Regions from separate parts of the Mus musculus genome. Here region 2 is linked to region 1. Evidence: chromatin loops called from intact Hi-C (ENCODE). Cell type or tissue: left cerebral cortex. All regions are shown on one strand. Links, peaks and the distances in the headings refer to the core of each region. The heading gives the core; the rest is flanking DNA. Region 1 overlaps Snhg14 (small nucleolar RNA host gene 14). Region 2 has its middle 42 kb from the start of Snhg14.

Evidence for each region. Peaks named below come from ENCODE experiments on the same cell type or tissue, not always from the same donor. Only the 100,000 strongest peaks of a DNase experiment are listed, where the experiment ranks them.
Region 2: it touches region 1 in a loop (8-fold over the local background); 25 of 42 quality-filtered maps call a loop at or near these places.

The regions. Positions count from the first base shown.
Region 1 is chr7:60,389,939-60,392,741 of GRCm38, reverse strand. All of the region lies in intron 3 of Snhg14 (small nucleolar RNA host gene 14), which reads left to right. It also overlaps a transcript of Snrpn not described here. Among named protein-coding and RNA genes, the nearest start is that of Snhg14, 59 kb to the left of the region's middle. In left cerebral cortex, for the core only: no CTCF peak of the experiment used is centred there; DNase peaks (open chromatin) are centred at 1,410 and 1,597; H3K4me3 peaks cover 884 bases.
Region 2 is chr7:60,490,565-60,493,367 of GRCm38, reverse strand. No RefSeq gene overlaps it. Among named protein-coding and RNA genes, the nearest start is that of Snhg14, 42 kb to the right of the region's middle. In left cerebral cortex, for the core only: no CTCF peak of the experiment used is centred there; DNase peaks (open chromatin) are centred at 838 and 1,241; H3K4me3 peaks cover 576 bases; H3K27ac peaks cover 241 bases.

The DNA.
Region 1 (2,803 bases), core at 175-2,674:
GTATATAGTTATTCCAAATACAACACACATATCTGAAAAAATAATATCAGCTTTACCTCTGAATCATGTTCTTCTGTGACAAAATTTCAATAACTTTAAGGGAATAATAGTTGAGGTGTTTTGAGGTGCACACATATCTGTAATTTATGTCCTCATCTTCCCAAGTACCTGAGATTATAGTCCTCCTGCATTACCAGGGACACTGATATTCTAGCTTTCAAAATTGTATGAAATCATCATGGAATAATGAATGGTGGGATTTTTAGAAACTTTAAATTTAAGGAATAACAGGAAAAATCATAGAACCTCTTCTCTTGCTAAGGCGTGTAGCCAAGAGATAAACAAACTTGTCAAGTGTATACGATGTCATAGTTTAATACCTAAAAGCAAGAACTAAAAATTAAAAACTCCTGCAAGTGTTATGAATGTTCTGATAATTTTTGTTTTACACACATTCATTCACAAACAGGTAAATGTAATGTGTTTATTGAATGACGGTCATGGAATACATAGGCGAGCTTTACCTTAAAAATAATAAACAAATTTGTAACAAAACTATCCAGTGCTTTCCAATTCTTTTAGTTATTAATTAGCAAAATAGAAAATTCGGTCTGGGCATCCAAATCTAAACTCGAAAACCTACACGTGTGTGAAAATATAGTTCAGTGGTAGAACATTTGCTTATCTTAAAAAAAAACAAAAACAAAAACAAAAACAAAAAGAGCCATCTTTCTATCTGTAACAGTCTGCAGTTCATGTTTCTTTTTCTTCATATGCTTCAATTTGTATTCTATATTATTATGCAAAATGTACAACTGTTATAAGATCTAACCGCGAAACAGTATTTGTTAAAAGGTGAGGTGTGTGTTAACTTCGTTTTATATTTTAAGAAATTGTAAAGTCCTAAATAGACATTAAAATACCAAAGTAAGTTTTATTAGAAAATACAGTATTATACTTTGTGCATAATAATTTTTACCATCGATGATTTCATTGCTTCTGCATAAATTACTTCACAAAGGAGTGATACGTGGGGTAATCACAAAGAAAATTTCGGTCCCTGTAGTTTTGCCATTTTTCCTCTACAGCTTCTCGCTGTCTGATGGAGACATTCCTTAAGGCGATGTTGCCTTCGTTTTTACACATCTTTTAAATTATATGCTTCCTAGAGAATACCAACTGTTGAAAACCCACTTTCAAACTGCTTCGTTTCCACCCCCACCCCCCAGCCCCCTCCCACCGCCGCCGCCGCCGCCGCAGTCGCTGCGGTCGCTGTGGCCGCTTTAGTCTCCTCTCCGCAAGACCAGCCACAGCAGGAAATGCGTCAAAAACCTGCGCAGTGGATGCGACGAGCCTGCGGAGGAAAGACAGGCTTGATAACGCAGAGTAGGGAAAGGCTCGGGGTGAAGCAGGAGAGTCGGTGGGTCCGTGGGAGAGCAACTTCATAGATGCAGAGGGGACTGAGATGCAGGGGGAAAGGGAGGTTTGCGGAGAGGAAACCTAGGAGAGGGACAACATTTGAAATGTAAATAAACCAATAAAAACTTTAAAAAAAAAAGAAGCCCAGGGGACCAAATATTCTCTTCTTTGAGGGTTTCTCCGAGCCACAAACAGAGATGCACTGTCAGACTGACTTAACTTCCTGTTGTCACAGGGGCACTGTGTGATTCCGGATTCATCTTCAGTTTTCAAGTTTTGATAAAATCCGAAATCGATTAGCTAATGAATTCGCAATCATACGGGTTTTAGGAGTCTCGGCATTTTCTACTGAGCTGCTTTTCTGTAGCTGTAGCTTTATAAATGAGCCCTAAGTATTTGCTTTTTTAAAGGAATATACTCCAGCATTAGCCTTAAATCAGATCAGCGGGGACGGGATATGGCTCAATCTGCTGTTTATTTTTAAAGTTAAAATATTTACATTGAATTTTCAGGAGGTTTGAAGGCTTAAAAATAAAACGTTCAGTGTGATTTTCTTAAATACAGTGTGAATGTCCTACAGACGTTTTGCTTTTCGTTCTAACATCCAGTAATTTTCTACCAATATAATCTCTAAACAGGAATGATACATACATCCATATATGCATATATGTATGTATATATGTGTGTCTGCGTGTGTGTGTGTGTGTATGCTTATATATGATATTTGCTTCAGTCACACAATACATTTTCAAGTGTCATGCCACGTAATGCATCTTCAAGTGTTTATGCCACAGAAGGGTGTGTGTGTGTTAATTATTTAGTACTCTTTTTAAAACTGGCTACAGTGAAGCTGATGATTATGACAGGAAAAGAAACTTCAACATAGTCTTATGGTTGGGACATTAAGGTTATATCAGATTACATCAGATATTCTTGATTTATTTATAGCTAAGAAGTGTGTGAAGGATCATTGGATAGAAAATTGTTATGCACTAAGAGAGACTCTGGCTGAAGTAGGATCAAAGTAATAAGACTTCATTTGGAAAATGGTGCAGGAGAAGAAACACACTCAGTTGTGCATGGTTGTAATTTCTCCCTCCCTTAAAATGATTCTAGTTTAAATACACTTTTATGTAAAAGTGTACAGATATTCAGAAATAAGGTTCTAGATCATAAAGAAAATTGTATTAAAGAAAGACAATTCTCACATGATGAAGTTTTGTTTTTTATTGAAAATAGATTAATCATTCAATATATTCTAATTACAGTTTCCCCTCCCTCACCCCTCACAGTTTCTCCCCATCTCTCCTCCCTCTGCATACACCCCTTTCAGTCTCTTGTTAGAAAAGGAAAGGCTTCTCAGAGATAATAACAAAATGTGACA
Region 2 (2,803 bases), core at 255-2,754, 100 kb before region 1:
GTGTTTATTTAATGACGGTCATGGAATACATAGGTTAGCTTTACCTTAAAAATAATAAACAAATTTGTAACAAAACTATCCAGTGCTTCCCAATTCTTTTAGTTATTACTTAGCAAAATAAAAAATTCGGTCTGGGCATCCAAATCTAAACTCGAAAACCTACACATGTGTAAAAATATAGTTCAGTGGTAGACCATTTGCTTATCATTAAAAAAAAAAATGCCATCTTTCTGTCACAGACTGTGTTCATGTTTCTTTTTCTTTATATGCTTCAATTTGTATTCTATATTATTATGCCAAATGTACAACTGTTATAGGATCTAACCGCGAAACAATATTTGTTAAAAAGTGAGGTGTGTGTTAACTTCGTTTTATATTTTAAGAAATTTTAAAGTCCTAAATAGACATTAAAATACCAAAGTAAGTTTTATTAGAAAATACAGTATTATACTTTGTGCATAATAATTTTTACCATCGATGATTTCATTGTTTCTGCATAAATTACTTCACAAAGGGGTGATTCGTGGGATAATCACAAAGAAAATTTCGGTCCCTGTAGTTTTGCTATTTTTTCTGTGCAGCTTCTCGCTGTCTGATGGAGACATTCCTTAAGGCGATGTTCCCTTCGTTTTTACACATCTTTTAAATTATATGCTTTCTAGAGAATACCGAATGTTGAAAACCCACTTTCAAACTGCTTCGTTTCCACCCCCACCCCCCCTCCCGCCGCCGCCGCCGCCGCTGCCGCCGCCGCCGCTGTCGCTGTCGCCGCTTTAGTCTCCTCTCCGCAAGACCAGCCACAGCAGGAAATGCGTCACAAACCTGCGCAGTGGCTGTGAGGAGCCTGCGGAGGAAAGACAGGCTTGATAACGCAGCGTAGGGAAAGGCTCGGGATGAAGCAGGAGAGTCGGTGGGTCCGTGGGAGAGCAACTTCATAGATGCAGAGGGGACTGAGATGCAGGGGGAAAGGGAGGTTTGCGGAGAGGAAACCTAGAAGGGGGATAACATTTGAAATGTAAATAAACCAATAAAAACTAAAAAAAAAAAAAAAAAAAAAAAAAAAAAGAAACCCGGGGGACCAAAGATTCTCTTCTTTGAGGATTTCTCTGAGCCACAAACAGAGATGGACTGTCAGGCTGAGTTAACTTCCTGTTGTCGCAGGAGCACTGTGTGATTCCGGATTCATCTTCAGTTTTCAGGTTTTGATAAAATCCGAAATCGATTAGCTAAGGAATTCGCAATCATACGGGTTTTAGGAGTCTCGGCATTTTCTACTGAGCTGCTTTTCTGTAGCTGTAGCTTTATAAATGAGCCCTAAGTATTTGCTTTTATAAAGGAAAATACTCCAGCGTTAGCCTTAAATTAGATCGGCGGGGGCGGGATATGGCTCAATCTGCTGTTTATTTTTAAAGTTAAAATATTTACATTGAATTTTCAGGAGGTTTGAAGGCTTAAAAATAAAACGTTCAGTGTGATTTTCTTAAATACAGTGTGAATGTCCTACAGACGTTTTGCTTTTCGTTCTAACATCCAGTAATTTTCTACCAATATAATCTCTAAACAGGAATGATACATACATCCATATATGCATATATGTATGTATATATGTGTGTGTGTGTGTGTGTGTGTGTGTGTATGCTTATATATGATATTTGCTTCAGTCACACAATACATTTTCAAGTATCATGCCACATAATGCATCTTCAAGTGTTTATGCCACAGAAGGGTGTGTGTGTGTTAATTATTCAGTACTCTTTTTAAAACTGGATACAGTGAAGCTGATGATTATGACAGGAAAAAAAAACTTCAACATAGTCTTATGGTTGGGATATTAAGGCTATATCAGATTACATCAGATATTCTTGATTTATTTATAGCTAAGAAGTGTGTGAAGGATCATTGGATAGAAAATTGTTATGCACTAAGAGAGACTCTGGCTGAAGTAGGATCAAAATAATAAGACTTCATCTGGAAAATGGTGCAGGAGAAGAAACACACTCAGTTGTGCATGGTTGTAATTTCTCCCTCCCTTAAAATGATTCTAGTTTAAATACACTTTTATTTAAAAGAGTACAGATATTCAGAAATAAGGTTCTAGATCATAAGGGAAATTTTATTAAAGAAAGACAATTCTCAGATGATGATGTTTTGTTTTTTATTGAAAATAGATTAATCATTCAATATATTCTAATTACAGTTTCCCCTACCTCACCCCTCACAGTTTCCCCCCATCTCTCCTCCCTCTGCATACACTCCCTTTCAATCTCTTGTTAGAAAAGGAAAGGCTTCTCAGAGATAATAACAAAATGTGACAAATTTTGGAAACAATGCCTCCATAGCCAAATGGAACCTAGAAGTCAAAATTCTTTGGAGAGTCTTTCCTAGAAACTGCAAAATGTGTTTGGCTTAATTGGAGGGTAATGAGGGTGTTCAGAAAAGGAAAGTATCACACTGAGCTTAAATAAGTGGCTAGATTTGAGAATCAATGGTACTGGGGACCAGGGAAGGCAACTATGTCCCAGTCCTCATAACTTATGTCCTCATGTTAACTATGTTAAGCCTCTTAACATAGGCTGACAGTAATGTCACCCTATTTGTATGCCATAACTTATCTTCATATTTTGTATGAATTATAACACTGCTTCTGAACAAGATTTAGAATTTCCTACCATATGTGTGTGAAAATTTTTCATTAAGTTGATTTTTATATTGCTGTCTGTCTTGTGTGTTATTTCTTTACCATATCAAGAATAGAGTCCTAAGCCGGGCTGTAGTGGTGCACACCTTTAATCCCAGCACTTGG